Regions from separate parts of the Homo sapiens genome. Here region 1 is linked to region 2. Evidence: read pairs that join two places in POLR2A ChIA-PET (ENCODE). Cell type or tissue: OCI-LY7. All regions are shown on one strand. Links, peaks and the distances in the headings refer to the core of each region. The heading gives the core; the rest is flanking DNA.

What was found. ChIA-PET counts read pairs that join two places held together with the same protein. Peaks named below come from ENCODE experiments on the same cell type or tissue, not always from the same donor. Only the 100,000 strongest peaks of a DNase experiment are listed, where the experiment ranks them.
Region 1: POLR2A ChIA-PET joins it to region 2 with 10 read pairs; 7 of 35 experiments call an interaction of 5 or more read pairs at or near these places.

The regions. Positions count from the first base shown.
Region 1 is chr3:47,478,961-47,495,500 of GRCh38, reverse strand. LOC105377073 (a long non-coding RNA gene) reads right to left here. Exons shown (of 3, transcript XR_940821.3): 3 at 13,031-13,165. Among named protein-coding and RNA genes, the nearest start is that of SCAP, 11 kb to the right of the region's middle. RefSeq lists enhancers at 6,287-6,786, 6,787-7,288. In OCI-LY7, for the core only: no CTCF peak of the experiment used is centred there; DNase peaks (open chromatin) are centred at 2,400, 3,550 and 4,110; H3K4me3 peaks cover 1,014 bases; H3K27ac peaks cover 2,574 bases.
Region 2 is chr3:47,806,708-47,823,247 of GRCh38, reverse strand. It overlaps DHX30 (DExH-box helicase 30), which reads right to left. Exons shown (of 22, transcript NM_138615.3): 3 at 12,537-12,591; 4 at 5,131-5,226. The coding sequence starts at 12,564. Among named protein-coding and RNA genes, the nearest start is that of DHX30, 12 kb to the right of the region's middle. RefSeq lists a silencer at 943-1,143 and an enhancer at 5,166-5,666. In OCI-LY7, for the core only: no CTCF peak of the experiment used is centred there; no DNase peak of the experiment used is centred there.

The DNA of each region.
Region 1 (16,540 bases), core at 686-8,685, 320 kb after region 2:
TCCACAGTCCACACTTGCTGACTGACAGTCATGGAACCCAGAGGCCAGCTCCCCACCCAAAGGTGGGGACCTTTGGCTTCTCCAGTTTCTGTGGTGCCTTGCCTTTATGCCAACAAATCCTAGCCATCAAGGGCCTGGCACCAGGGCCTTGGCCACATGAGGCCCTGTGTAGGCGCAGGTGTGTATGGTCTTGGTGAGAGGGGTAAGGGATGTTCTTGCTGCCAGGCGGATCAGGCCTTGGCGAGTTGCTGGTGCCTCCCTCACCTGTGAAGACTGCAGGAGGTGGGCTCTTGCCCCGCATCCTGTAGATGACAACTAGTCCCACTCAGCCCCTCAGTTGAGGTCACCTCAGAGTAGACACCAGGTGTATTCTCTTAAAATGGCTGCTTTTTTGGTATATAAATTATATTACAATGAATTTTATCTTAAAGAAAATGAAAAAATAATACTATTTTGCTGTATACTAAGGAACTTACATAGCTGTTATTTTCTTTTCTTTTCTTTTCTTTTTTTGAGACAGTCTTGCTCTGTCACCCAGGCTGGAGTGCAGTGGCCCGATCTCGGCTCACTGCAAGCTCCGCCTCCCGGGTTCATGCCATTCTCCTGCCTCAGCCTCCTAAGTAGCTGGGACTACAGGCACCTGCCACCATGCCCGGCTAATTTTTTGTATTTTTAGTAGAGACGGGGTTTCACCGTGCTAGCCAGGATGGTCTTGATCTCCTGACCTCATGATCCGCCTGCCTTGGCCTCCCAAAGTGCTAGGATTACAGGCATGTGAGCCACCATGCCTGGCCTTTTTTTTTTTTTTTTTTTTTTTTTTTTTGAGATGGAGTCTTGCTTTGTCACCCAGGCTGGAGTGCAGTGGTGGCATGATCTTGGCTCACCACAACCTCCGCCTCCCGGGTTCAAGCTATTCTCCTGCCTCACCCTCCCAAGTAGCTGGGATTACAGGCACGTGCCACTGTGCCCAGCTAATTTTTGTATTTTTAGTAGAGATGGGGTTTTGCCATATTGGCTAGGCTCGTCTTGAACTCCTGACCTCAGGTGATCTGCCTGCCTTGGCCTCCCAAAGTGCTGGGATTACAGGCATGAGTCACCATGCCCAGCCTCTTTTCTTTGTTTTGAGACATGGTCTCTCTCTGTTGCTCAGGCTGGACTGCAGTGGTGTGGTTATAGCTCACTGCAGCCTCGACTCTCTGGGCTCAAGGGCTCTTCCCACTTCAGTCTCCCAAGTAGCTGGGATTACAGGTGCGTGTCACCACGCCCAGCTCATATCTGTTGTTTAATTTTAACTTTTTGGATTTTTAGTCTTTAGGAAAAATTTATCACACTTCTCTTCAAATCATACCATTGTGTATGTTATCCGTCTGAAACAGTAAGCTGCTTTTATTCTCAAAATACTGTAGACCTGATAGAATATTTGAAAGTTATGAGTGCAATTAAGAGAAAGTAGTTATTAAAGAATCTAATGATTCTTTGACTAAGACTTCATTATTTATGCAAACTTCGTTTGAGCTACGATTTTGAATGGGCAAGGCACCATTTTTTACATGACATAAATGTTGCTATCATGTTTCTTCACTTAGTTTATAGATGTTTTCACTATTTTTTTTGAGACAGGTTCTCTCTGTTGCCTAGGCTGGAGTGCAGTGTGGCACTTCTTAGTTCACGTGAATTCCAAGTGATCCTCCCCTACCTCAGCATTCTGAGTAGCTGGTACTACAGGTGCCCACCACCATGCCTGGCTGTTTTTAATTTTTTTGTAGAAACGGGGTGTCACTTTGCTGCCCAGGGTAGTCTTGAACTCCTGGGCTCAAGAGATCCTCCCGTCTCAGCCTCCCCTTAAATATTTTATGTTTAATAGCTATTGAGGGCGGGGCACAGTGGCTCACGCCTGTAATCCCAGTACTTTGGGAAGCCAAGGCGGGTGGATCACCTGAGGTCAGGAGTTCAAGAGCAGCCTGGCCAATATGGTGAAACCCTATCTCTACTAAAAATACAAAAATTAGCTGGGCGTGGTGGTGGGCACCTGTAATCCCAGCTACTTGGGAGGCTGAGGCAGGAGAATCACTTGAACCCAGGAGGCGGAGGTTGCAGTGAGCCGAGAATGCACCATTGTGCTCTAGCCTGGGCAACAAGAGCAAAACTCAGTCTCAAAAAAAAAAGCTATTCAGCATTTTATGCTATCATTATATTCTAGTTTGTTTAGTTATCCTCTGGGCATGTAGATTCTGGTTTTTACAGTTATCAATTATGCTGTTATAAATTTTATATACTCTACCTATTGCGGGTGGGGATAAGTACTTGTTTGTTTAGAACCTGACAAACCAGGTCACTGGCAGAGCTCATAGAACTTACGTTCTGGAAGAGAAGACAGGCAATCAACAGAATCGACAAAGGACATATTTAACTTAGACCACAATAAGTGCTATAAATAAACCAGCACAGGGGCCTGTGAGAAGTGAGGGGTGATGACATTTTAGTCCATACCCTCTAATGGAATTATTGAATTACAGCAGAAACTGGCCCTGGCACATTATCAGGTTGTTCTTCAGAATGATGGAGCCAGTTGACAATGATGCAGAGATTTTGCTCTGTCAACTTTGGGTTTAACTTATTTTTAATTAATTTAATAGTGGTGGTTGTGTGAGAATGGACTAATACAGGGGTAGAAAAACAGGATCATAAGGTGTGATATGGTCCATAAAAATGATTCTAGTGTGAAATGGACATTTCTTTAATCACTAGCATATAATTTTCTCTGTATTTTTCCGTGTGTACAGAATCTGTTCCTTATCCTTGCTTACTTATCAATTAAAACCTGGTGTTGGTCGGGCATGGTGGCTCATGCCTGTAATCCCAGCACTTTGGGAGGCTGAGGCAGGCAGATCACTTGAGTCCAGGATTTTATTTTTATTTATTTATTTATTTTGAGACAGAGTCTTGCCCTGTTGCCCAGGCTGGAGTGCAGTGGCGCAATCTTGGCTCACTGCAACCTCCACCTCCCGGGTTCAAGCGATTCTTCTACTTCAGCCTCCCGAGTAGCTGGGACTACAGGTGCCTGCCACCACGCCCAGCTAAGTTTTTGTATTTTTAGTAGAGACGGGGTTTCACCATGTTAGCCAGGATGGTCTTGATCTGCTGACCTCGTGATTCGCCTGCCTCGGCCTCCCAAAGTGCTGGGATTACAGGTGTGAGCCACCGTGCCCAGCCAGAAGATCTGTTTTATAAAAAGGGTTATAAAGATAAAAACAATCCTAAAGGCTGGGCATGGTAGCTCATACCTGTAACCTCAGCGCTTTGGGATGCTGAGGTGGGAGGATTGCTTGAGGCCAGGAGTTTGGAGGCCAGCCTGGGCAAAATAGCAAGACCCTGTCTTGAACAACAACAACAAAAAGCTGGGCATGGTGGTGTGGTCCCAGCCACTCGGAAGGCTATGGTGGGAGGACTGTTTGAGCTCAGGAGTTCAAGCCTGCAGTGAGCTATGATCAAGCCACTGCACTCGAAGCTGAATGGCAGAGCGAAACTGTCTCAAAAAAAACCCAAAACCGGCCGGGCGTGGTGGCTTACGCCTGTAATCCCAGCACTTCGGGGGGCCGAGGCAGGCAAATCACGAGGTCAGGAGATCAAGACCATTCTGGCTAACATGATGAAACCTCGTCTCTACTAAAAATACAAAAAATTAGCCAGGAGTGCTTGCAGGCGCCTGTAGTCCCAGCTACTCGGGATGCTGAGGTGGAGCTTGCAGTGAGCCGAGATCACACCACTGCACTCCAGCCTGGGCGACAGAGCTAGACTCCATCTCAAAAAAACAAACAAACAAACAAACAAAAACCCTGAAACCAAAAACCAAAACAATCCTAAAGACTGCTGTAGCCTAATGAGAGGTTGATATAGTTTGGGTCTGTGTCCCTGCCCAAATCTCATGTGGAAATTAATTCCCACTGTTGGAGATGGGGCCTGCTGAGAGCTGATTGGATCACAGGGGTGGATTTCCCTCTTGGTACTGTCCTGAGTTCTCATGAGATCTTTTGTTTAAAAGTGTGTAGCACTTACCCACCGCCACCCCAGACCCCATCTTGGTCCTGCTCCTGCCATATACGACACCTGCTCCTGCTTTGCCTTCCACCACGAGTGAAAGCTCCCTTGAGGCCTCCCCAGAAGCAGATGCTGCCATGCTTCCTATACAGCCTGCAGAACTGTGAGCAAATTCAACCTCTTTTCTTTATAAATTACCCAGCCTCAGGTATTTCTTTATAGCAGTGTGGGAATGGACTAATACAGGGGTAGAAAAACAGGATCATAAGGTGTGATATGGGCCATAAAAATATTCTACTAACATGAGGCTGATGTTCATAGGAAAGAACAATTATTTCCCCCTAATTTTTTTTTTCTTTTTTGTTGCGGGCACAGAAAATTGGGGAAGAATTTATGGGGGCAGTGCTATTTGAACAAGACCTTGTAATGTTCCTGTTTCATCTCTGATGGTGTCTTAATTCTTCAGGACTCAAAAATATGTTTTTCTTTCTCACTGGAATGAAGTTGCTATTCTGTGCTTTCTAGTGTAAAATAATTTTTAAAATATGGATAACATTTCAACTCATTTAAAATTTGTAGGCCAGGTGCAGTGGCTCATGACTGTAATCCCAGCACTTTGGGAGGGTAAGACAGGTGGATCACGTGAGGCCAGGAGTTCAAGACCAGCCTCATCAACATGGCAAAACCCTGTCTCTACTAAAAATACACGAATTATCTAGGTGTGGTAGTGCATGCCTGTCATCTCAGCCACTCAAAAAAAAAAAAAAAAAGAAAGTAACTTTTCTTTTTCTCTCCCCTCCCCCCACCTTTCTTTTCTCTTCTCTTCTCTTCTCTTCTCTTCTCTTCTCTTCTCTTCTCTTCTCTTCTCTTTCTTTTCTTTCTGACAGTGTCGCTCTGTCACCCAGGCTTGAGTGCAGTGGTGCGATCTCGGCTCACTGCAGGCTCTGCCTCCCGGGTTCATGCCATTCTCCTGCCTCAGCCTCCCGAGTAGCTGGGACTACAGGCGCCCGCCACCACGCCTGGCTAATTTTTTGTATTTTTAGTAGAGACGGGGTTTCACTGTGTTAGCCAGGATGGTCTCGATCTCCTGACCTCGTGATCCGCCCGCCTTGGCCTCCCAAAGTGCTGGGATTACAGGCGTGAGCCACCGCGCCCAGCCAAGAAAATAACATTTTTGGAGAGTATCTAAAATTTTTTTCTTTATTATTGGTCTTTATTTCCGGTCACTTCGTGATATCAGTTTTAATAGTCCTTTTCTGAAATAGTTATTCATTCTACTTGTTTTCCTGAAAAAAATTTTGCGTTCATATTTATAATAAGAGACTTGTATCCAGAATATGGAAGGAACTCTTAACAACTGAATAAGAAGAAGACACTTGCTGGATGTGGTGGCTCACGCCTATAATCCCAGCACTTTGAGAGGCCAAGATGGGTGGATCACAAGGTCACAAGCTTGAGACGAGCCTGGCCAACATAGTGAAACCCCGTCTCTACTAAAAATACAAAAGTTAGGGCATGGTGGCACACGCCTATAGTCCCAGCTACTCAGGAGGCTGAGGCAGGGGAATTGCTTGAACCCAGGAGATGCAGGTTGCTGTGAGCCGAGACTGCCACTGCACTCTAGCCTGGGCAACAGAGCGAGACTCTGTCTCAAAAACAGAAAGAAAGAAAGAAAGGGGTGGGGGGAGGGGGGGAAGAGGAGGGCAGGGGGAAGAAAGAATAAAAGAAAGAAGACACTTGCCGGGCACAGTGGCTCATTTCTGTAATCCCAGCACTTTGGGAGGCTGAGACGGGTGGATCACTAGGTTAGGAGTTCAAGACCAGCCTGATCAACATGGTAAAACCCCATCTCTACTAAAAATACAAAAATTAGCTGGGTGTGGTGGTGCGCACCTATAATCCCAGCTACTTGGGAGGCTGAGGCAGGAGAATCACTTGAACCCAGGAGGTGGAGGTTGCAGTGAGCCGAGATCACGCCATTGCACTCCAGCCTAGGTGACAGAGTGAGACTCCATGTCAAAAAAAAGAAGAAGAAGAAGACACATAATCCAGTTAAAAAATGGGCAGCAAGCTGGGCATGGTGGCTCATGCCTGTAATCATAGCACTTTGGGAGGTCGAGGCAGGAGAATTCCTTGAGGCCAGGAGGTCAAGACCAGCATGGACAACATAGTGAAATCATGTCTCTACAAAAAATTTAAAAAAAAATACCTGTGTGTGGCCAGGCGCAGTGGCTCACGCCTGTAATCCCAACACTTTGGGAGGCCGAGGCAGGCAGACCACGAGGTCAGGAGATCGAGACCATCCTGGCTAACAAGGTGAAACCCCATCTCTACTAAAAAATACAAAAAAAATTGGCCGGGCTCGGTGGCGGGCGCCTGTAGTCCCAGCTACTCAGGAGGCCGAGGCAGGAGAATGGCATGAACCCAGGAGGCAGAGCTTGCAGTGAGCTGATATTGCGCCACTACACTCCAGCCTGGGCAACAGAGCAAGACTCCGTCTCAAAAAAAAAAAAAAAATACCTGGGTGTGGTGGTGCATGGCTATAGTCCAAGCTACTCAGGAGGCTAAAGTGGGAGGATTGCTTGCACCCAGGAAGTTAAGGCAACAGTCAGTGAGCAATTATTGCACTACTGCACTCCAGCCTGGGTGATGCAGTGAGATGCTGTCCTATTTTTTTGAGACAGTCTTGCTTTGTCACCCATGCTGAAGTGCAGCACAATCTCAGCTCACTGCAAGCTCTGCCCCCCAGGTTCAAGCAGGTCTCCTGCCTCAGCCTGCCACGTAGCTGGGACTACAGGCATGCACCACCATGCCCAGCTAATTTTCGTATTTTTAGTAGAGATGGGATTTCACCATGTTGGCCAGGCTGGTCTCGAACTCCCGGCCTCAAATGATCCACCTGCCTTGGCCTCCCAAAGTGTTGGGATTACAGGCATGAGTCACCGTGCTTGGCTGAGACCCTGTCTCTTTAAAAAAAAAAAAAAAGGCGGAATATTGGAATAGACATCAAAGCAGACATCGGAATGGCTAACATGCGTATATAAGTGCTCAACATTATTAGGGAAGTACAAATTAAAACCACAGTGAGGGCTGGGCACAGTGGCGTGTGCCTGTAATCCCAGCACTTTGGGAGGCCGAGGCGGGCAGATCACAAGATCAGGAGTTCGATACCAGCCTGGCCAATATGATGAAACTCTATCTCTACTAAAAATACAAAAATTAGACAGGCTTGGTGGTCCCAGCCTGTAGTCCCAGCTATTCGGGAGGCTGAGGCAGAAGAATCGCTTGAACCCAGGAGGCGGAGGTTGCAGTGAGCCAAGATCGCGCCACTGCACTCCAGCCTGGGTGACAGAGCGAGACACCATCTCAAAAAAAAAAAACCACCATGAGATACTACTACATAGCCACTAAAATGGCTATATCAAAAAGACTGACAGTAACAAGTGCTGACAAGGATGTGAGGAAATAGGAACCCTCATATCATACATTGCTAGTGGGAATGTAAAATGGGGCAGTCACTTTGGAAAATAGTTTGGCAGTTTCTTAAAATGTTAAACCTAGGCTGGGTGCAGTGACTCAAGCCTGTAATCCCAGCACTGGGAGGCCGAGGTAGGTGAATCACTTGAGCCCAGGAGTTTGAGACCAGCCTGGCCAGCATGGTGAAACCCCATCTCTACTAAAAATACAGAAAATTAGCTGGGCGTGGTGGTACACGCCTGTAATCCCAGCTACTCAGGAGGCTAAGGCACGAGAATTGCTTGAACCCAGGAGGTGGAAGTTGCTGTGAGCTGACATCGCGTCACTGCACTTCCAGTATGTGACAGAGAAGACCCTGTCTCAAAATAAATAAATAAATAAATGAATAAATAAATACTATATGACTCAACCCATTCAATTCATAGCTATCTACCCAAAAGAAATGAAAACAAAGTTCTACACAAACTCTTGTGTGGTGACAAAAGTGACTCCATCTTGGATGCTAATTTGCCATGTTGACCTCAGATTAACCGCAGTCCTGTGAATGCCTCCTGATTCCTTGTTTATTTACTGTCTTTAATGTAAGAATATGTACTCACAATATATCCTACCTTTAGGTCAAAGCAACCTTGATGTTATCACGCAACTCATTCTGGCCTGTTCTAGAGGGTTGCCTTTCATTGTCTCTATAGTGCACATACCCTTTTTCCTGTGGTATATAAGTCCCGGGTCTGGGGAATAATGGTGTGGAGATCTACCTGACTTGTTGCTGACCAAGACCATGCTTGTGTCCATAAGTTCCCTAATAAATTGCCCTCTGCTGATAAACTGGATTTGTCTGCCTTGTTCTTTGGTTTCTCAGCTCCTTCTGCATTTGGGGGTCATTTCGCATATATGGCCCTTTCATGGAATAACTTGCATGGGAATATTCACAGCTGTGTTTATTATAATAGCTGAAAAGTGGAAAAAATCCAAATGTCCATCAACTGATGATAAAAATCATCATGTAGTCTATCTGTGCAGTGGAATGTTAGCAGTAAAAAAAGGAATTAAAGTACTGATACATTCTGCAACATGGGTGAACCTCAAAAGCAGTATGCTAGTCGGGCACATACCGGTAGTCTCAGCTACTCAGGAGACTGAGGCAGGAGGATCACTTGAGCCCAGGAGTTCAATGCTGTAATGTGCTGTGATCATGTCTTGTGAATAGCCACTGTACTCCACCCTGGGCAACATAGTGAGACCAAAAACCATTAAGCCAGATACAAAAGATAGGCCAGGCGCAGTGGCTCACACCTGTAATCCCAGCACTTCAGGAGGCTGAGGCAGGCATATCACTTGAGGTCAGGAGTTCGAGACCAGCCTGGCCAACATGGTAAACTCTCATCTCTACTAAAAATACAAAACTTAGCCGGGTGTGTTGGTGGGCTCCTGTAATCCCAGCTACCCGGGAGGCTAAGGCAGGACAAATTGCTTGAACCCAGGAGGCGGAGGTTTACAGTGAGGCAAGATTGTGCCACTGCACTCCAGCCTGGGCGATAGAGCAATATATATATATATATATGTATATATGTGTGTATATATATATATATGTATATATGTGTATATATATATATATGTATATATGTGTATATATATATATGTGTATATATGTATATATAGTGTGTATATATATATATAGTGTGTGTGTGTGTATATTATATATATATAGTATGATTCCATGTATATGAAATGTCCAGAAAAGGCAAATCTATAGAGATAGATGATAAATTGGTAGTTGCCTGAGGCTGGGAGTGAGAATGGAAAGGGGGTGATGAAAATGTTCTAAAAGAAGATTGTGATGATAGTTTCACCATACATTTACTGAAAGTCACTGAAATATACACTGGACAATGGGTGAATTTTATGGTGTTTACATCTATTGAGGTTACGATCCTGACTCGTAACCACTTACAGCTCTCCTGTAGTAACAAACAGCCCTCAAATCCCAGTTGGCTTAAAACGGACAGCACATTCCTCACTCACATTACATATAGGGGACCATGGGTAATGTGCTGCAGTTCTGCTCCACATGGCTTCTCATCCTGGCACCTGGTCTGAAGGAACAGTTCCAACACAGGACTATGTTCTCCTGGCTAAGGGGAAGAACAAGAGGCACATTCACACAAGCAGTGGCTCTTAAAGCTTCTGCTAGACTTGGTGTAGGTCGTGTTCACTCACGCTTTATTGGCCAAGGCTGACAATGGAGAGGGGAGGTGCACTCATCCAGCCAGGAGGCTCTACAGCCACTGGACATTGGGCAAGGGGTGCATGTGTATGATTGATCAGCTTACAGAGAAGACAACAACGAAATAACTGACTATAGTGATCTTACTCAAGTGATTGGACATTTCTTATTTCTTTCTTTTTTTTTTTTTTTTTTTTTTGAGACAGAGTCTCGCTCTGTCGCCCAGGCTGGAGTGCAGTGGCGCGATCTCGGCTCACTGCAAGCTCCGCCTCCTGTGTTCACGCCACTCTTCTGCCTCAGCCTCCTGAGTAGCTGGGACTACAGGCACCCGCCACCACGCCCAGCTAATTTTTGGTATTCTCAGTAGAGAAGGGGTTTCTTTTCTTTTCTTCTTTTTTTTTTTTTGAGATGGAGTCTAGCTCTGTTGGCCAGGCTGGAGTGCAGTGGTGCGATCTCGGCTCACTGCAAGCTCCACCTCCCGGGTTCACGCCATTCTCCTGCCTCAGCCTCCCGAGTAGCTGGGACTACAGGTGCCCGCCACCACACCCGGCTAATTTTTGTATTTTTAGTAAAGACGGGGTTTCACCTTGTTAGCCAGGATGGTCTCGATCTCCTGACCTCATGATCTGACCACCTTGGCGTCTCAAAGTGTTGGGATTACAAGCGTGATCCACCTCGCCTGGCCGCGATTGGACATTTCTAGGCCCCAGTTTGTTTTAGTTATAAAATCGGGAGACAAGCTGGCCGTGGTGGCTCACACCTGTAATCCCAACACTGGGAGGCCAAGGCGGGCGGATCACGAGATCAGAAGATCGAGACCATCCTGGCTAACACGGTGAAAACCCGTCTCTACTAAAAATACAAAAAATTAGCCCGGCATGGTGGCGGGCGTCTGTAGTCCCAGCTACTCTGGAGGGTGAGGCAGGACAATGGCGTGAACCCGGGAGGCGGGGCTTGCAGTGAGCCGAGATTACGCCACTGCACTCCAGCCTGGGCGACAGAGCGAGACTCCGTCTCAAAAAAAAAAAAAAAAAAAATGGGGAGAAAAGAGTGCCCATTTCATGGGTTTTATTGGGGTTGTTAGGATAAGTAAGCAATGACATATAAAGTAGGCCTGGTAACTGGTTTAAGGATTAGCCACTGCTGCTGTTCTTTTTATTAATTATTATTATTATTTTTTGAGACTGAGTCTTGCTCTGTCACCCAGGCTGGAGTGCAGTGGCATGATCTCGGCTCACTGCAGCCTCTGCCTCCTGGGTTCAAGCAATTCTCCTGCCTCAGCCTCCCGAGTAGCTGAGACCACAGGCGTGCACCACCACGCCCAGCTAATTTTTGTATTTTTAGTAGAGATGGGGTTTCCATGTTGGCCAGGCTGGTCTCGAACTCCTGACCTCAGGTGATCTGCCCACCTCGGCCTCACAAAGTGCTAGGATTACAGGCATGAGCCACCACGCCTGGCTGACTGCTGTTGTTCTTATTGCCTGACAAGCTCTTACCCTATAAGGCCCTACCCAAAATCACATCAGCACCTTCTTCATGATTCCTGGTCTTTGGTTTCCAATTCCCTTTTCCTCATAGCATTTGGAAGCTCAGTGGCAGAAGTCCAGGGGCTTTGGGGATAGGTGGATCAACATGTGATGATGCCTCTGCAACACAGCAACTGTGGAACCTCAGAGAAGTTGTCAGAGCTCTGGATGCAATGGTTTTTACAACTTAAAATGGGGTTTATCGGCCAGGCGCGGTGGCTCATGCCTATAGTCCCAGCACTTTGGGAGGCCGAGGCGGGTGGATCACCTGAGGTCAGGAGTTAGAGACCAGCCTGGCCAACATGGCGGAACCCCGTCTCTACTGAGAAAACAAAAAACAAAAATTAACCAGGCATGGTGGCGTGTGCCTGTAATCCCAGCTACCGGGGGCGGCTGAAGCAGGAGGATCGCTTGAACCTGGGAGGCGGAGCTTGCAGTGAGCTGAGTTCCTGCCACTGCTCTCCAGCCTGGGCAGCAGAGCGAGACTCCGTCTCAAAAAAATAAAAATAAAAAAGAAGGGGTTTATCTTACCTGCCTCTAAAGGTCATCACAAGGATTATTTGAGATAAATATATTGTAAAACCTGCTTCTGGCAAGAACCCAACAATCAATAATTGGTTATTATTATGGGCTATTATGACCTCTGTAATAAACCTTATATTTCCTATAAGGTTTTGTTTAAAGGTTCAACACTAAGACAGTTAACTTCTTTAGTACAGGAAATTAACTTATTGTATTCCTGGTCTCTGACACATGGTAGGAATTTGATAGGTAATAAAGACATTGAATAAATGTATTCATTCAACTTTGACATTTTAAATATTTTTAAATGATTGTATCATGGTTATTGAAGCTACCATTGGGGCCAGGTGCGGTGGCTTATGCCTGTAATCCCAGCATTTTGGAAAGCCAAGGTGGGCGGATCACGAGGTCAAGAGATTGAGACCATCCATCCTGGCCAACATGGTGAAACCCTGTCTCTACTAAAAATACAAAAATTAGCTGGCTGTGGTGGCGCGTGCCTGCAGTCCCAGCTACTCAGGAGGCTGAGGCAGGAGACTTACTTGAATCCAGGAGGTGGAGGTTGCAATGAGCTGAGATCGCGCCACTGCACTCCAGCCTGGGCGACAGAGTGAGACTCTATCTCAAAAAAAAAAAAAAGCTGGGCGCGGTGGCTCACGCCTGTAATCCCAGCACTTTGGGAGGCCAAGGCAGGCGGATCACGAGGTCAGGAGATCGAGACCATCCTGGCTAACATGGTGAAAACCCGTCTCTACTAAAAATACAAAAAATTAGCTGGGCATGGTGGTGGGCGCCTGTAGTCCCAGCTACTCGGGAGGCTGAGGCAGGAGAATGGTGTGAACCCGGGAGGCGGAGCTTGCAGTGAGCTGAGATTACTCCACTGCACTTCAGCCTGGGCGACAGAGCGAGACTCCATCTCAAAAAAAAAAAAAAAAGCTACCGTTTATTTCAGTGTAGGCATTTTACATGTGTTCACCCTCCAATTTTATTGTTTTCAAAACCCACAGCTGTTGGTGTTGTTTGCATCTTGGAACCTGACTCCTAATTCGAGGTTCCCTGAGGTGAAGTTAATTCTCCCAGCCACAGAGGTACTGCTTGTGTCAGAGCCAGGATTTGAATAAAAGGAGTCTGGCCCTGAAGCAGCTCTTTCCACTTTAAGATGTTGCCAGCTGCTATCACTAATGGCTAATTCATGATAAGCATGATCCTCAGTGTGAGTGATTGCAAAGACACATCCACATAATCATGAAACTCCTTTATTGTGCTCATGACAGGGTGAGGCAGCTGGGCAGTGGGCTGGAACCTGGAGTCTTGGGTCCCAGAAGGCGGCCCTCTGTTCAGTTCTCAGAGTGACCTTGGACACATCATCTCCTCTCTGCAGAGAAATTTTCTACATTTGTAAAATAAACTTAGCCTCTATATTTCAAGATTGTTCTGAGGATTAATTGAGATCAGGTTTGAGAATTGGCCCAGGGTAGAAGCTCAAGTATTAGAAATTGTTATCATTTCTTGATTTCCATGCCACATTTAGTTTTTAAAGTTTTTGAATTTACCTTTCTTTTTTTTTTTTTTTTTTTTTTTTGAGACAGTGTGATACCTTACCTTGTTTTAATATGAATAGACTCTTCCTTAGCTGAGAAAGCCGGACAGACTCCATTTGGCTCCTTCATTTGCAAGACATCAAGGGCTCCTTACCCACCCCCTTCCTCAAGGACTTAACTTGTGCAAGCTGACTCCCAGCACATCAAAAAGTGCAATTAACTGATAAGGTACTGTGGCAAGCTCTGTCCACAGTTCCCAGAAATTCGCTCAGGTGATAGTATCCTAAGCCCCCGCATTTGTGTCCTGTAGATAGCACCCAGAGCCCACGCACCTATCACCTTGTGATGAATTTAAAGCCCCTGCACCTGGAACTGTTTTCCTGTAACCATTTGTCTTTTTAACTTTTTTTGCCTGTTTTTACTTCTGTGAGATTGCTTCAACTCGATTTCCCTTCCCCTTGCCAAACCAAAGTATAAAAGAAAATCTAGACCCTTCTTTGGGGCTGAGAGAATTTTGAGTGCTAGCCGTCTCTCGGTCACTGGCTAATAAAGGACTCCTCAATTCATCTCAAAGTGTGGTGTTTCTCTATAACTCACTCGGTTACAACAACAGAGTCTCACTCTGTTGCCCAGGCTGGAGTGCAGTGTCGTGATCTCAGATCATTGCAACCTCCGTCTCCCAGGTTCAAGGGATTCTCATCCCTCAGCCTCCCAAGTAGCTGGGATTACAGGCATGCATCACCATGCCTGGCTCATTTATGTATTTTTAGTAGAGATGGGGTTTCACCATGTTGGGAGGCTGGTCTCGAACTCCTGACCTTAAGTGATCCGCCCGCCTTGGCCTCCCGAAGTGCTGGGATTACAGGCGTGAGCCACCATGCCTGGCCTGAATTCAAATTCACCTTTCTTTTTTTTTTTTTTTTCGAGACGGAGTCTCGCTCTTTCTCCCAGGCTGGAGTGCAGTGGCGCAATCTTGGCTCACTGCAAGCTCTGCCTCCCAGGTTCACGCCATTCTTCTGCCTCAGCCTCCCCAGTAGCTGGGACTACAGGCGCCCGCCACCACGCCTGGCTAATTTTTTGTATTTTCTTTAGTAGAGACGGGGTTTCACCATGTTAGCCAGCATGGTCTCAATCTCCTGACCTCGTGATCCGCCTGCCTTGGCCTCCCAAAGTGCTGGGATTACAGGCATGAGCCATCGTGCCCGGCCTGAATTCACCTTTCTTATGGGGAACAATCTGAAGTAAAGTTGAGCTCTACCTAGTTAGGGCTAAATGGAACTGTTCCATTTGATTTACTATATATAAAAACTAAAATCAGGTTTCTGCAACTTAACTGGAAGTGCATCAAAAATAAGATAGGGGCTGGGTATGGTGGCTCACACCTATAATCCTAGCACTTGTGGAGGCCAAGATGGGAGAGTTGCCTGAGGCCAAGAGTTCAAGACCAGCCTGGGCAACAGAGAGACCCTCATCTCTATTTAAAAAACTCTGAAATTTAGCTGGGAGTGGTCATACCCACCTGTGGTCCCAGCTACTTGGGAAGCTTGCTTGAGCCCAGGAGGTCAAGGCTGCAGTGAGCTGTGATTGTGCCACCGCATTCCAGCCTGGACCATAGAGCAATACCCTATCTCTTAAAATAAAGGATTGATACGAAATCACCTTTGCAAAATTATGGCAGTAAGAAAAACCTGACATGGTTGACTCCATGTTGCTTCCTTTTCTTTTTCTTTTTTTTCTCTCAGCGTGTTGCTCTTGTTGCCCAGGCTGGAGTGCAATGGCACGATCTCGGCTCACCACAACTTCTGCCTCCCAGGTTCAAGCTATTCTCCTGCCTCAGTCTCCTGAGTAGCTGGGATTACAGGCATGCGCCACCACACCTGGCTAATTTTGTATTTTTAGTAGAGACAGGGTTTCTCCATGTTGGTCAGGCTGGTCTCGAACTCCTGCTCAGGTGATCTGCCTGCCTCGGCCTCCCAAAATGCTGGGATTACAGGAGTGAACCACCGTGCCCAGCTCTATCTTGCTTCTAACCTCCAACCTGGGGATAGGCGAAGGTAACTTTGGGAGGAATTTATAGTTCAACCTTAAAGCAAGGATGACATTAGCCCTCTCCAAAACTAAACCGCCTTTGTAAAACTAATGAAAAGCCACAAGTCTAGGATTTTTATAGGAGGGGCCTGAATTCTGCTAAGGTGTAGGTGTAGTTAAATGATAACCAGTCATTGCTCTGGAAGTCACAAGATTTGTAACTTCCTCAGTTACTCCTATAGATAACATCACTATTGTAGAACCTAAGACTTGCCTTTTGAGATGTTTCTTTTCTTTCTTTCTTTCTTTCTTTCTTTTTTTTTTTTTTTTTTTTTTGAGACAGAGTCTCGTTCTGTTGCCCAGGCTAGAGTGCAGCGGCATGATCTCGGCTCACTGCAAGCTCCGCCTCCTGGGTTCATGCTATTCTCCTGCCTCAGCCCCCAGAGTAGCTGGGACTACAGGTGCCCGCCACCACACCCGGCTAATTTTTTGTATATTTAGTAGAGGCGGGGTTTCACCGTGTTAGCTAGGAAGGTCTCGATCTCCTGATCTCGTGATCCACCTGCCTCAGCCTCCCAAAGTGCTGGGATTACAGGCGTGAGCCACCGCGCCCGGCCTTGAGGTGTTTCTTTTCAGACTTTTGCATTTCTGCTGACTCCACCCAGAGGCTGACTCAGCGCTTGAGGACTCCTCCTATGATTGCATCCCCAACCAATCAACATTTCCCATTCCCTAGCACCCTGCCTACCAAACTATCCTTGAAAAACCCTGACCTCTAAGCCTTTGGGGAGACTGATTTGAGTAACAGCTCCATCTTCTGCGTGGCCTTGTGCATCGCCAGCCTTGCGTCAGTGAAACTCTTTACTGCAATGCCAAGGCCTCAGTGAATTGATTTTGTCTGCGCAGTGGGCAAGAAGAACCCTTGGGCAATTACAGATAGATGAATAAAAGGATAGATTTTTTTAGATAGACATGAGATACTAAGCAAAACATTAATAGTTGAATCTAGGGTATATGAGTGTTCACTCTATGGTTCTTTCAACTTTTCTGTTATGTTTTCATATTAAATGTTGTAGGAGGCTGGGCATGGTGGGTCATACCTGTAATCCCGGGATTACAGCGGGTGGATCGATTGGGCCCAGGAGTTCGAGACCAGCCTGGGCAACATGGCAAAAACCTCG
Region 2 (16,540 bases), core at 5,522-13,521:
TGTGTCATGGGAGGGACGTGGTTGGGAGGTCATTGAATCATGGGGGTGGTTTCTCCCATATTGTTCTCATAGTAGTGAGTAAGTCTCAAGAGATCTGATAGATTAATAAGGGGAAACCCCTTTCTTTTCTTTCTTTTCTTTTTTTTTTTTTTTTTGAGATGGAGTCTCGCTCTGTTGCCCAGGCTGGAGTGCAGTGGTGCAATCTCGGCTCACTGCAAGCTCCACCTCCCAGGTTCACACCATTATCCTGGCTCAGCCCCCCAAGTAGCTGGGACTACAGGTGCCCGCCACCACACCCGGCTAATTTTTTGTATTTTTAGTAGAGACAGGGTTTCACTGTGTTAGCCAGGATGGTCTCGATCTCCTGACCTCATGATTCGCCTTCCTTGGCCTCTCAAAGTGCTGGGATTACGGGCGTGGGCCACTGCGCCTGGCCTTTCTTATTTTTTATGTTTATTTTTTTGAGACAGAGTCTTGTTCTGTCACCCAGGCTGGAATGCACTGGCACGATCTCGGCTCACTGCAACCTCTGCCTCCTGGGTTCAAGCGATTCTCCTGTCTCAGTCTCCCAAGCAGCTGGTACTACAGGTACGTGCCACCATGCCCAGCTAATTTTTGTATTTTTAGTAGAGACAGGGTTTCACCATATTGGCCAGGCTGGTCTTGAACTCCTGACCTCATGATCCACCCACCTCGGCCTCCCAAAGTGCTGGGATTACAGGCATGAGTTAACACACCCGGCTGGGAAAACCCCTTTCACTTGGTTCTGTCTTTCTCTCTTGTCTGCCACCATGTAAGATGTGCCTTTTGCCTTTCACCATGGTTGTGAGGCCTCTCCAGCCACATAGAACTGTGAATCCATTAAACCTTTTTTTCTTTATAAATTACCCAGTCTTGGGTATGTCTTTATCAGCAGCATGAAAATGGACTAATGCAGTCCCCTTTTCCTATTCATTTATTTCAACTGGGTTCTAACAGCAAGAGTCACCCTGAGCAAGTATTTCACCTCCACAAACCTCAATGACTCTTGTAAGATAAGGGCAACTCTTTACAGCAGCTCTTGGAACTCTTCTGCTTCTGTGTTCTTCTCCTCACTGGTCTAGAGCAGGAGTTGGAAAACTACAGCCTGCAGACCAAATCCAGACCCCTGCCTGTTGTTAGAAAGTTTTATTGGAACAGAGCCACACTCATTTACTATGTTATTTGCTATTATCTATGACTGCTTTCATTCTATAATGGCAGAGTCAAATAACTGCAACAGAAAGCATATGCCCCACACAGCGTAAAATATTTATTACCTGATGATTACAAAAAAAAGATTACCAACTCCTCCTCTAAAGGACCTTAAAGACCAGGTACGGTGGCTCATGCCTGTCATCCCAGCACTTTGGGAGGCCGAGGAGGGTGGATCACCTGAGGTCAGGAGTTCAAGGCCAGCCTGGCCAGTGTGGTGAAACTCCATCTCTACTAAAAATACAGAAATTAGCTCTGGGCATGGTGGCAGGTGCCTGTAATCCCAGCTACTCAAGAGGCCGAGGCAGGAGAATGGCTCAAACCCAGGAGGGAGGTTGCAGTGAGCCGACATTGCGCCATTGCACTCCAGCCTGGACAACAGAGTGAGACTCCATCTCAATCAATCAATCAATCAGTAAAGGACCTTAAAGAAAGTTAGAAAAAAGGGCTGGGCACGGTGGCTCATGCCTGTAATCCCAACACTTTGGGAGGCCGAAGCGGGCAGATTGCCTGAGGTCAGGAGTTTGAGACCAGCCTGACCAACATGGAGAAACCCCATCTCTACTAAAAAAATACAAAAAATTAGCCAGGCATAGTGGCACATGCCTGTATTCCCCGGTACTCGGGGGGCTGGGGCAAGAGAATCACTTGAACCCAGGAGGCGGAGGTTGCGGTGAGCCAAGATCGCACCATTGCACTCCCACCTGGGCAACAAGAGCGAAACTCCATCAAAAAAAGAAAAAAGAAAGTTAGGAAAAAGGCCAGGCATGGTGGCTCATGCCTGTAATCCCAGCACTTTGGGAGGCTGAGGCAGGCAAATCACTTGAGCCCAGGAGTTGGAGACCAGCCTGGGCAAAATGGTGAAACCCCGTCTCTACTGAAAATACAAAAAAATCAGCTGGGCATGCTGGTGCATGCCTGTAGTTCCGGTTACCAGGGAGGCTGAGGCACAAGAATCACATGAATCCAGGAGGCAGAGGTTGCAGTGAGCCGACATCATGCCACCACATTCCAGCCTGGGTGACAGAGTGAGACTCCATCTCATAAATAAATAAATAAATAAATAAAAATAGAAAGAAGAAATAAAACAAAGGCAAAAAAAAAAAAAGAGAGAGCCTTACGCATGCACCCCTTTCTTTACACCAACATTAAGCCTTCTCCGTATTCTTGGAGGAGAGAAAGTTGATTCCTTTCCCTGTGAAAAAGGAGGGAAGTTCTGAAAAAAGAAAGCATTTACTGGCTCAGCAATCTCTCTATCCACTTCTGGATCGGGGATGACATCTGGTACTACATGTGCTAAACAACTACATCTAGCAGCACAGAATTAAGGCGTAAAGGATCTGCTGAATACACGGGAGAATGCTTTAGGAACCTATACTTTGGAGGCCCCAGAAAAAGGCAACAAGAGGAAGTCCAAGATAGTTCAGGCTTTGGGGCAGAGCAGAGAACTTCCGCAGGGACAGTGGAAGGGACCACCAACACCTAAAGAAACCAGGAGTCTCAGCCTATATTTTGGCAACTTACCCAACCATATATACATATATTACACGTGGTCAAAATGGCAAGAAAGGATCCACTTGGCTGGCAAGGAGACGGGTAAGAGGAGCTACAGGAGCCAGGTGGGCACCCGACTGCCCTACCAGGTCATCCGTCCTCATGGCTTCCCCTTCCACATAAGCCGCAGGTCTCTTTTTTTTTTTTGAGATGGAGTCTCGCTCTGTTGCCCAGGCTATAGTGTAGTGGTGCGATCTCAGCTCACTGCAACCCCCGCCTCCTGCGTTCAAGCAATTCTCCTGCCTCAGCCTCCCAAGTAGCTGGGATTACAGGCATGCACCACCACACCCAGCTAATTTTTTGTATGTTTAGTAGAGATGGGGTTTCACCATGTTGGCCAGGCTGGTCTCAAACTCCTGGCCTCAGATGATCCACCCACCTTGGCCTCCCAAAATGCTGGGATTACAGGCGTAAGCCACCATGCCCGGCCAGCCACAAGTCTCTTGACGTAAACCACCACATCAAGAAGAGGGCACACATCTATTTGAGGCAATGGACAGGAAAGATCAGTTTTGTGGCCCCCAAGATCCTGCCAGAAGTGTCATCCCATGGTGCTGTGTCTCAAATCTGAGTAGGTGGGGCCGAGTGACAGGGGACAGCCAGAGGTGAGTTTCTTGATGTACTCACCCTTTACCCTGGAAGGAAGCCTTGGGAAGACATTGGCAGTGGAGGAAGGGGGGTCAAGGAGGTAGGGAGGTGATCATTTTTTTTCAGTTCCAAATCTGATTCTGCTGAGTACTGTGATCAATATAAATGGCCACCATTTTCGGTGCACTGTTTTCCTTATATAAACACCAGAGAGACTGTTGCTGCAACACATCTCCTTAAGGGCAGGAGCACCAGTGAAGCCTCTAGGGAGCTAGAAAGCACAGGGGAGAGGCCTGATCGCTATCCGCAGGCCAAGAGGGGCTGTTGCTTCTAGCTGAGAGAGAGAAGGCAAAATGCACACACCCACGGATGCCTCCTGGAGGCGCAGCTGTGAGGAGAGACCACCAGGCTCAGGGGTCTGCACTCCTCTGGGGAAGAGAGCACAGCACTTGTGGGGCTGCCCCAGAGGCAGCAACTGCCCATCCTGCGATCAGTGTTCTCCTCCGCGTGTGCTCAAGAAGGCACTGCCTAGCCAACTGCCTGGTTAACCCCGACTAACCGTCTTCAAGCTTAGCCAAAGCACATCTGACACTCTCAGAGCCACTCACCTGCCATGTTGGAAATGTTAACGTTCAGCCTTTTCGAGTTACAGGGCATTTTAAGAAAGAAAAAAAAAAGGGCAATCAACTCTTGTTTTGGTAACGGTAGGGGGGTGGCATTTCTTTAAAACCTAAGTCAAATGGTCAGGGGGCTAGAAGTACTCATTTCTATCCTGCTGTCAGTAGTCAGGGCCGCAGCAGCAGGAGTGTGAAAACTGCCTGGGACGCAGCAGCAGCATGGGCTGCAGAAACTGAGGTGCTCTGTGTTCCCCACACTCCTCCTGAGCTCTTGACCTTCAAAGCACTTTACAGACAGACCCTAGAGTAGACATGCTGTCTCTAGATGAGACAATGACCCTATGACCTAAAACAGGGCTCCTTCTGCTAGGCAGAGGGGTGTGAACAGGCAGCCTATGGGGCAGAAAAGAGCAGCTATTAGGACAAAAAGGCTTCCAGGAGCACTGGCCTTAGCAGGCCTGGAAAAGGTATATTAATAAGTCTGAGGGAGAAGAGGAGGCGCTCATGTGCAGCGATGCTTCCCTGGGTCCTATCCCTGGCGCCATCCCTGGGTACTGATAGGGCCTGAGGTAAGCTGCCACTTACCTGGTGCTCTAACATTCTCCCCAATCAAAAGGACAGCCTACCTTGCCAAGTGGACTGAGAGGCACATTTTAATGTCAGTAAAGTGCTTTGAGGTGCCACATGGGAGACAGGAAAGTGATCTGTGTGTATTCCCAAAGCCTCCAAGATGGAAAGCACTAGGGTTGAGTCAGGGCTATCTGTTCCAGCCCTGCTACAAGCACCCTGCTCTCTGAGCCACCTGATCAGGGACTTCTAGGAGCCTCGAGGCCCCAAGCCCTGCGGATTCTCCATGCGGGTGCTGAGAGAACCACCCAAACTGAGCCTAGGCTTTAGTCCAGGCCACACAAGGAGGCCCAAGAAGACTGCAGGGTCCAGGCCATGAGTCAAGGGATCATGAAAAAATCCAGACTTTTCCAAGTAATTTCTCCCTCAGGGCTCCAATAGCTCTGCTAATCCCACCCTTCCTCACTCACTTTCTGGAGGGCTGTGGCCCTGGCACCAGGGCTCCCATTGCCACCCACCTCCCCACAGACCCTGGACCAAGCTGTTGCTGGAGGCAAGGCTCCTCCCTTACCTCGAGAGATGGTCCCTCCTGGGGTAGGGTTGACACACATGGGTGGAAGGCGGGGTGGGGGAAGTTTGCACTGACGCTGCCTGTGCTGGGCCCGATCTGGGGAAAGAGAGAGGGCATCAGGGCGACATGTTCTCACCCCTCACAGTCACAGACCCCTGAACTGACTCACTCAGAGCATCCGTGAGGAGCTCTGGGCAACAGGGCTGCTGGACAGTGCTGGGAGCAGCCACAGGTTCTGAGGAACAGCACTAACAACGCCACACAGGAAGAAGGCAAGCGTCTCATATGATGTGATATGTGACAGCCTTAGAGAGAGCCCTCAAACTCTTCCTGTTCCCTTAGCTACCCCCTATGAGGTTAACACCCATCCTATATACTTCTCTTAGTCTTAAGTTGTGAGGATGTGACAGGACAACAGGAGAAAGCTGAAAGCCTTGGTACTACATCAACTCAAAAGCACCACGTGTCTGCTTCTTATGGTAGCTACCTACGCCTTTGCTATGCGTTCCCCAGATGGCTACCTCAGCCACCAAATCTCAAATCATTCTTTCCCTCCAAGAGCTGGGTAAGAGAGGGACGACTGGACTATGTGGGTCCAGCTTGAGAGCTAAAACCAGACGCACACTTACCAGCCTTCTCCCTCTTTCTAAAAGAGAACAACCTGCCATTCCAAATACTTCCATTCATTTGGGGGCTAAATGCTACTTATTAGTAACCAGAAAGTACATTTCTAAGAAGTCCCAACAACTTGAGGTACATGAACGAAAATTAAGGCACTGAGTCTTCCACGGGAAGGTGGAAATACATGGGTAAGGAAGGTGGAAATATATGGGTAAGGAAGGCTTAAGGTCCTTTTAAACCACCTAAATGGTGACATTCAGAGAGTCACTAGTCTTGGGGCTGGGAGAAATGCATGCACTCTTTGCTCTCTTTGCCCCTCTGGTTTCAGTACAGTAAATGGGGTAGAAGGGGAGCAGAGATGGCCACACACACCTGAAGCTTGAGAAACCACCTGTTCTACAAAGATGTTCATTTGTGGAATGCAAATTGACTCATATACAATTGGTAAAGAGGAGAAAGATATCAGTAAAACAAGACTCTTGTTTCAAAAAATTCTGAAAGCAAAGGAGCTGAAAAAGCAGGAGTAGAATTATAATCTTCAGCAGGAAAGAAAAAGCCCTTTCAGCTATTTTTTTTTTTATTAAAATTGAGTGCCTATACCTATAGAGAATCAAGGTGGTAGATACAAAGGTGTTCACTATACAATTTCTTCAATGTTTCAGTATTTTTGAAATTTTTCACAACAAAATGTTAGGGGAGAAGCAAGTCCTGCACTCCAACCCTCCTCCCCCACAGTCCCAGCTGCACACACTCCTTCACCACAGTGGCTGTTTCAGAACTCCACCTCCACCTGGGCTTCCTCGGTAACTGCCAGCTCTGCTCACATTAGAAGGCTCTTTGTAGCCCGGCGCGGTGGCTCACGCCTATAATCCCAGCACTTTGGGAGGCTGAGGCCAGCGGATCACAAGGTCAAGAGATCGAGACCATCCTGGCCAACATGGTGAAACCCCGTCTCTACTAAAAATACAAAAATTGGCAGGGCATGGTGGCGTGTGCCTGTAGTCCCAGCTACTCAGGAGGCTGAGGCACGAGAATGACTTGAACCCGGGAGGCGGAGGATGCAGTGAGCCGAGATCGCGCCATTGCACTCCAGCCTGGCCACAGAACAAGACTCCGTCTTAAAAAAAAAAAAAAAAAAAAGAAGACGGCTCTTTGTACATTTGCAGCATCACATCACCCTGAGCTGCCTGTCTAGGTAGTCCAAAGCATCTTCCCAAGCACCAATAATTGTTTTTTGTCATATTTTGGTCAAAAAGTTGCAGTTGCATTGGCCCAATTCTATTTTTCCCATAAGCTCTCTTATAATATTATAGATGTGTGATTTTTTTCTTTTTATTTTATAGGTATGTGATTTTACAGAAAACATACATAGAGTTACAGCAGACGTGCTTGTAGGATCTTCTAGAACTAAATGCCTAGGATCAAGGTTTATTTTGAAACTAATTCCAGTTCTGCCTTGAAGCTAAGGTTGGAAATGACCAGCTCAACCTCTCCATTCCTGTTTAAGGAGGGTCCTCATTCACATCCAGGGATGCTGGATTGAAAAAAAAAAAAAAAGAATAAATGATTCAATGATTAGTTATTATCTCATTAAGCATTTTCAGCAATTGGGAGAGAGTTGTTACAATCCCATAACTTCACTGAGCCCACTTCTGACCATGTACCTGGAGAGAAAATGCACATTCTTGCTATTGATCCAGTGTTTTTCAAAGTTTTGTGCTGGCTGTGAAAGACTCAGCTTGCTCTTTTTTTTTTTTTTTTTTTTTTTTTTTTGCTCTTTTTTATTGTTCAGCTTGCTCTTTGTAGCCTGAGTCCGATGGCATTACAGGTAAGAAATCAGACAGCTAAGTTAAGATGCTCGCAAGGGCAGTAACAAGTAACTTACCAGGAACATGGGCATTCTTACCAACAGCTTTGTTAAATTACATAATGAGAAAGATGGTAGCTAGCCACAAGACCCAGTGGGCCACCATCCACAATGCTGCATGGAATTGCTATAGCTGTTTCCATCAGAACCATCAAATGGCCCATCCTATTGAGGCTATAAGCTCCAGAGTACCAAGAAGCATCTCTGAAACAGAGCTCTCTTCACCCTAGTGTCTCCTACACAGCAGGTGCTCAATCATGCAACCTCACAGCACACTGCATGCTGAGGCAAGGCTATAGCTCTCCAGTATTTATCAAGGGCATACCATGCCCAAGAGTAAGGGTTGAGCACCGACCATAGCCAGGTGCTTTTCCTATATTTCAGCTCTAATATCTTCACTGTAGTCCTGAAGATAGCAGGTAGGAAACAAGATCAGGTAAGTTAACACCTTGCTAGTATTAGGGAAAGCCAGATTCAAGCCCCAGTCAATGAAACTCGGGAACCTCAAGCTTCACATCAACTTACATTTCCTCTCAAGGTTCATGACACCCTAGGAACTCATAATTTGATGATGAAGAGCAAAGAAACATGTAAAAGGAAAACTCAAGCCAAGCACAGTGGCTCACACCTGTAGTCCCAACACTTTGGGAGGCCAAGGCAGGAGGATTACATGAAGCCAGGAGTTTGAGAACAGCCTGGGAAACATAGGAAGACCCTGTTTCCACCAAAAAAAAAAAAATTATTTTTTTAATTATTTTATTTCTTAAAAAAATACAGAACAAAACAAAACAAAACTAACTAACAAAAAACGGCCGGGCGTGGTGGTTCACACCTGTAATCCCAACACTTTAGGAGGCCAAGGCGGGTGGATCATGAGGTCAGGAGACTGAGGCCATCCTGGCTAACATGGTGAAACCCCATCTCCACTAAAAATACAAAAAATTAGCCAGGCGTGGTGGCTGGCGCCTGTAGTCCCAGCTACTCGGGAGGCTGAGGCAGAAAAATGGCATGAATCTGGGAGGTGGAGCTTGCTAAAAATACAGAGAGACAGGGTCTCCCAATGCTGTCCAGGCTGCTCTCAAACTCCTGGCTCAAACAATCTTTTTGTCTTAGCCTCCCAAAGTGCTGGGATTACAAGCATGAGACACGGCGCTCAGACAGGAAAAAAAAATTTTTTTTTCTTTTTTTTTTTTTTTTTTTGTTTTGAGACAGAGTCTCGCTCTGTCACCCAGGCTAGAGTGCAGTGGTGTGATCTCAGCTCACTGCCACCTCTGCCTCCTGGGTTCAAGCGATTTGCTGCCTCAGCCTCCCAAGTAGCTGGGATTACCATGCCCGGCTGATTTTTATTTTTATTTTTATTTTTTTTTAGTAGAGACGGGGTTTCACCATGTTGGCCAGGCTGGTCTCGAACTCCTGATGTCAAGTAGTCCACCCACCTTAGCCTCCCAAAGTGCTGGGATTACAGGCCTGAGCCACCGCGCTCAGCTGAGGATCGTGATTTTTATTGGGCTTTCCATCTCTTTACAAAATCAGTACTATTAATTCAGAGACACTCACCATGAGAAAACCTGCTTTCATCGACCTTTTACAAGTGGGTAGACAATAAAGCCCACTGGTTAGTAAGTAAACACAAAGTGCTAATTTTAGCTAAAAAAAAAAAATGTGCTGCCCACACTAATCTCAAGTTCAGTTTTTTCCTTCTTACATACAGCTGGCCAAAAAAAAAAAAAAAAAAAAAGCCCAGGATGACAGAAATAAATTTTTTCAAACAATATGAAAACAGATGGAGTGGCTGGAGATACACAAGGAGGCAGGGACATGCTGCTCTCTGAGCCCTAGTACGTCCAGCCCTCCTTCTGGCCCCATTCAATGGGTTACACAGGGCACCACTTGGCCAGGGGTTTCCCAGGCCTCGAGGAACACAACTTAGAGAGAGAGAAGACACAATCAGGAAGACCTATTTAATCAGCAGTTATAGACGTTCTGTTATGGTTCTTATTTATTTGTAAAATATCCTCAGACAGAAGCCTCAGAATCAGCTTCAACACGGGCTACAGGCCCTTTACTCTTCAGTCTCTTGAAGAAAAAAAGTCATGTTCTAAGAAATACAAAGCTCTCAGGATCTGGCCCCTAAAGTCCCCACAGGCTACTTTACCTCCTATAAACACATTGTGAACTCTACCCTATAGCCCTGTCAAGGCTCAATTCTGCCATTGCCTATGCAACCCCCTCACTCAGTGTGCTGTAGAGCACTAATTTCAAGACTTGCCAGAATTTCTTTTTGTTTTTTGAGATGGAGTCTCGCTGTTTCGCCCAGGCCAGACAGTGGCGCGATCTCGGCTCACTGCAAGCTCCGCCCCCTGGGTTCACACCATTCTCCTGCCTCAGCCTCCCGAGTAGCTGGGACTATAGGCACCCACCACCGCACCCGGCTAATTTTTTATTTTGTATTTTTAGTAGAGACGGGGTTTCACCATATTGGCCAGGATGGTCTCAATCTCCTGACCTCGTGATCCGCCTGCCTCGGCCTCCCAAAGTGCTGGGATTACAGGCGTGAGCCACCGCGCCCGGCAAGACTTGCCAGAGTTTCTATGATCACTAACGAAAGAATGACTTTGATATAGTGTGGATATTTGTCCCTACCCAAATCTCATGTTGAAATGTAATCTCCTGCTGGTGGCTCACGCCTGTAATCCCAACACTTTGGGAGGCCGAGATGGGCGAAATCACTTGAGCTCAGGAGTTACAGACCAGCCTGGCCAATATGGCGAAATCCCATCTCTACTAAAAATACAAGAATTACCCGGGTGTGGTGGCACACGCCTGTAGTCCCAGCTACTCGGGAGGCTGAGGCAGGAGAATTGCTTGAACCCGGGAGGCAGAGGTTGCAGTGAGCCAAGCTCGTGCCACTGCACTCCAGCCTGGGCAACAACAGAGTGAGACTCCGTCTCAAAAAAAAAAAAAAAGGAAATGTAATCTCTGCTGTTGAAGGGTCACAGAATGGATCCCTCATGGCTTGCTACTATCCTTGTGATAGTGAGTAAATTCTCATGAAATCTTTTTTTTTTTTTTGAGATGGATTCTTGCCCTGTCGCCCAGGCTGGAGTGCAGTGGCACAATCTTGACTCACTACAACCTGCACCTCCTGGGTTCAAGCAATTCTCGTGCCTTAGCCTCCCAAGTAGCTGGGAATACAGGTGCACACCACCACGCCTAGCTAATTTTCTGTATTTTTAGTAGAGACGGGTCTCATCATGTTGGCCAGGCTGGTCTCAAATGCCTGACCTCAAGTGATCCGCCCACTTTGGCCTCCCAAAGTGCTGGGATTACAGGTGTGAGCCACTGCGCCCAGCCTCTCATGAGATCCTGTTGTTTATTTTATTTATTTATTTATTTATTTTTGAGATGGCATCTCACTCTTGTTGCCCAGGCTGGAGTGCAATGGCACGATCTCAGCTCACTGCAACCCGTCTCCCAGGTTCAAGCGATTCTCCTGCCTCAGCCTCCCAAGTAGCTGGGATTACAGGTGCCCACCACCACACATGGCCTTTTTTTTTTTTTTTTTTGAGACTGAGTCTTGCTCTGTTGCCCAGGCTGGAGTGCAGTGGTGTAATCTCGGCTCACTGCAACCTCTGCCTCCCGGGTTAAAGCTATTCTCCTGCCTCAGCCTCCCAAGTAGCTGGGACTATAGGCGCAGACTGCCACGCCTGGATAATTTTTTGTATTTTAGTAGAGATGGGGTTTCACTGTGTTGTCCAGGCTGGTCTGGAACTCCTGAGCTCAGGCAATCCGTCCACCTTGGCCTCCCAAAGTGCTGGGATTACAGGCGTGAGCCATCATGCCCAGCCAATCTTGTTTAAATTGTGTGGCACCTCCCCAACTCTCTCTCTCTGGATCCTGATTTTTGCCACGTGACACGCCTGCTCCCGCTTCACCTTCTGCCCCTGAGTGAAAGCTCCCTGAGTCCTCCCCAGAAGCCAAACAGATGCCAGCACCATGTTTCCTATACACCCTGCAGAAATGTGAGCCAATTAAACCTCTTTTCTTATAAATTACCCAGTCTCAGGTATTTTTTTATACCAATGCAAGAACAGCCTAATACAGACTCAATCCAACTTCCACCAGTGTTTACTGAGGCCTACTATGTGCGAAATGCTGGCCAGGTGCTATGCATCGTAAAAGCACACAACAGGCCCTGGCTACAGGGAGCTTCCAATCTAGTGACAAAATGATTAATTCAGAATAGACTAACCATGAGAACGAACAGGTATGGTACCGAGGAAGATTGGAGAAAGATTGCATTTGGTCAACAGAATTAGGAAAGGTTCATGAAGGAGATGGTATAAAATACTAGCCTAGAAAAATAGGATTTTAGAGGCCAGCCACGGTGGCTCACACCTGTAATCCCAGCACTTTGGGAGGCCGAGGTGGGTGGATCACTTGAGGTCAACAGTTTGAGACCAGCCTGGCCAACATGGTGAAACCCCGTCTCAACTAAAAAAAAAAAAAAGAATTAGCCGAGCTTGGCAGCTGGTTCCTGTAATCCCAGCTACTACGGAGGCTGAGGCAGGAGAATTGCTTCAACCCAGGAGGAGGAGATTGCACTGAGCCGAGATCGTGCCACTGCACTCCAGCCTGGGCGACAGAAGTGAGGCTCCATCTCAGAAAAAAAAAAAAGGATTTTAATAAGCAGGGAGTACGCAGAAGGGGGCACTGGGAGGAAGCATGGCAAAGGCCATGGCAAGGGTTGGCACAGATTCTAAGCACCATGCAAAAGGAAGGCTATAGGAAAGGCCTTTGGAAAACCACCCAAAGAAATGTGCAAGAACTACATACTGGGGAGAGACTTTCACAGCCCTCAGAGCTGCCCATCCCAATAAGGAAGGGCATGAGGTCACAAGCACAGTTGCAGTCTTACCTTTTCTGAATGAGTCCAGGCTGAACATTTCTGGCCAGGAGGGAAAGCTGGAATCCTGAGAACAAGGAGGGCCAAGAGGCAATGGTTAATATTCCTGGTCCAGCAACCCACAAAGAAGACTTCAGTAACATGGAGAGCACTGTTCAGAAAATGAAAAAAATGAAACTCTTCACTAATGAGCCCCAACTGCTGCTCCCCAGTCTTGAGGACTGGAAGGCCAGCTCCACTCTAGAGTAATTGTCTTTGCTTCTTTCTAATTGAGCACTTTCTTCCCTGTCCTAAAACTCCCCATATCCTGTTAAACAGAGGGAGATGCATTTCATCATGAGAGACATGTAGTTCTATCTAGTTCATCATAATACTTACAGGTTTCCTTCCCAGTTCATCATAATACTTGCAGGTTTCCTTCCTAGTTATCATAATACTTGCAGGTTTCCTTGGGACTTCCAGGAAGAAACGAAATTCTACATGGACCCCTTCTGTCATGTGGCATCAGGAAACAGGACTGATGACTGCCTTATGGGCAAACTGCCTTACTGGGCTTTCATAAAACCTAGTCAAGACCCTAAAAATGAGATTTGACTGACAGGATCAAAGAATAACTGTACAGTGATTCAGAATAAAAAGCTTTTCATAGCAGTCTCTATGAAATAACAAATATTAAGTTAAAGCACAACTATTAGCCAAAAGTTTTGGTGCATTTTGCTTATTAGTATATTTAACTGAGGACTATACTTAGAGATGACAAGAAAAAAAAGCAACACATCTGGTTTAACAATTTTGTTTTAAAAAATACTCAAACTCAGATTTATAGATGTTTTTATAATCCAGTACTCCTTGATTAGTGCAGTAACCTTAAATGGACTTTGTTTAAAAACATCTACACAGTGTTTAGCCAATCAGAATCATGTCCAACATTGATTGGAGTCTACTGGGGCCAACACTCCGGCTCCTGACTCCTGTTCCCTCTCATTCTCAAATTGTGGGGAGGTGGGGAGTGGAGGGCTGACCTGGGGCGGAATCTTTCAGGTCCATAGCAGGTCTGCCCTGATGGCCTCCACTCCCCAAGGGATGCTGGAAATTTCAGCCCATAGGATATGGTATATCACAGAGAAAACTTCAATACAATATCAACAATGATAACATTTACTTTAAGAAGTTACATTCCGGCCAGGCGCGGTGGCTCACGCCTGTAATCCCAGCACTTTGGGAGGCCGAGGTGGGCGGATCACGAGGTCAGGAGATCGAGACCATCCTTGCTAACACGGTGAAACCCCGTCTCTACTAAAAAAATACAAAAAAATGAGCCAGGCATGGTTGTGCGGGCCTGTAGTCCCAGCTACTCAGGAGGCTGAGGCAGGAGAATGGCGTGAACCCAGGAGGCAGAGCTTGCAGTGAGCCAAGATTGTGCCACTGCACTCCAGCCTGGGCGACAGAGTGAGACTCCGTCTCAAAAAAAAAAAAAAAAAAAAAAAAAGAAGTTACATTCCATAGACACCTTCTATCCAAATGAAAATAAAAAGTGTGTAATTTGACATTCTAATTTAAAAGAAAACCAGAATATTATAAAATCTAAAACATTTTAAGTGAATATTACTTAAAAAACAATACTCCCTGACCAACATGACCCCGTCTCTACTAAAAAAATACAAAAAATTAGCCAGGCACGGTGGCAGGCGCCTGTAATCTCAGCTACTCGGGAGGCTGGGGCAGGAGAATCGCTTGAATCCGGGAAGCAGAGGTTGCAGTGAGCCGAGATCGCACCATTGCACTCCAGCCTGGGCAACAAGAGTGAGACTCTGTCTCAAAAAAAACAAAAACAAAAAACAAAACTCGGCTGGTTGCAGTGGCTCATGCCTGTAATCCCAGCACTTTGGGAGGCTGAGGTGGGCGGATCACCCTGAGGTCAGAAGTTCGAGACCAGCCTGGCCAACATGAGGAAACCTCGCCCCCAGTAAAAATACAAAAATTAGCCAGCTGTGGTGGCGCATGCCTGTAATCCCAGCTACTCAGGGGACTGAGGCAGGAGAATCGCTTGAACCCGAGAAGCGGAGGTTGCAGTGAGCCAAGATCACACCTCTGCACTCCAGCCTGGGCAACAGAGCGAGACTCCATCTCAAAAAAATAAAAATAAAAAATAAATTTAAGAAAAAAAAAAAAGAAACAATACTCTATTGCTACGAAATGGTAAACTGGCTAGGCACAGTGGTTCACACCTGTAATCCCAGCGCTTTGGGAGGCTGAGATGAGAGGAGCACTTGAGACCAGGAGTTCAAGACCAGCCTGGGCAACATAGTGAGACCGCATCTCTAAAAAAAATTTTCAGAATTAGCCAGGTGTGGTGGTACATGCTTGCAGTCTTAGCTACTCAGGAGGCTGAGGCAGGAGGATCACTTCGCCCAGGATTTTGAGGTTTACAGTGAGCTGTGATCACGCCACTGCACTCCAGTCTGGGTGACAAAGCAAGACCCTGTCTCTCTTAAAAAAAAAAAACAAAAAGTAAGGCGGGTGCAGTGGCTCATGCCTGTAATCCCAGCATTTTGGGAGGCCGAGGCAAGCAGATCACCTGAGGTCGGGAGTTTGAGACCAGCCTGACCAACATGCAGAAACCCCGTCTCTACTAAAAATACAAAATTAGCCGGACGTGGTGGTGCATGCCTGTAATCCCAACTACGTGGGAGGCTGAGGCAGGAGAATCACTTGAACCCAGGAGGTGGACGTTCCAGTGAGATGAGATTGCGCCACTGCACTGCAGGCTGGGCAACAAGAGCGAAACTCTGTCTCAAAAAAATTTAAAAAAAAAAAGCAAAATTTAATGGCTAGGTGGGGTGGCTCATGCCTGTAGTCCCAGCACTTTGGGACGCCCAGGTGAAGGATCGCTTGAGGCCAGGAGTTCAAGACCAGCCTAGGCAACACAGTGAGACCCTGCCTCTAAAAAAAAAATTTGTAAGTTAATTTGCTTGCAAATAGACTCTTGATTTTGCTTTTTTTTTTTTTTTTTTTTTTTTGAGACAGAGTCTCGCTCTGTCACCAGGTTGGAGGGCAATGGCGTAATATCAGCTTACTGCAACCTCCACCTCCCGGGTTCAAGCTATTCTCCTGTCTCAGCCTTCCAAGTAGCTGGGACTACAGGCACACGCCACCATGCACGGCTAAATTTTTTTGGATTTTTAGTAGAGATGGGCTTTCATCATGTTGGCCAGGATGGTCTCGATCTCTTGGCCTCATGATCTGCCTGCCTCGGCCTCCCAAAGTGCTGGGATTACAGGCATGAGCCACCGTGCCCGGCCAGTTTTGCTTTTTAAAAGTCCCTAAACCTCTAGCCCAATATGTCAATTTAGGCTCATGTACCATTCTTTTTCCTGTACTAATCTAAAAAAACGATACTATGAGAATCAAGACAGGATCTTTTAGAGACAGAATTTACAGAGCTCTAGAACATTTCATAGAGATCCAAAAGAAAGCGGTCTTCCTTGTAATGCAGTCAGTAATGGTGTTTTGTTTTGAGACAGAGTGTTGCTCTTGTTGCCCAGGCTGGAGTGCAATGGCATGATCTCTGCTCACTACAACCTCCACCTCCCGGATTCAAATGATTCTCCTGTCTCAGTCTCCCTAGTAGCTGGGATTACAGGCACCCGCCACCACGCCTGGCTAATTTTTGTATTTTTGGTAGAGACAGTGTTTCACCATGTTGGCCAGGCTGGACTCGAACTCCTGACCTTGTGATCCGCCCGCCTCAGCCTCCCAAAGTGCTGGGATTACAGGCATCAGCCACCACGACCGGCCATAATGCAGTAATGTTTAAAAATCTTTGTAGTGGGCCAGGCTTGGTGGCTCACGCCTGTAATCCCATCACTTTGGGAGGCTGAGGCAGGCAGATTGCCTGAGGTCAGGAGTTCGAGCCCATTCTGGCCAAGATGGTGAAATCCTGTCTCTACTAAAAATACAAAAAAAATTGGCCAGGCACGCCTGAGCGCAGTGGCTCACTCCTGTAATCCCAGCAC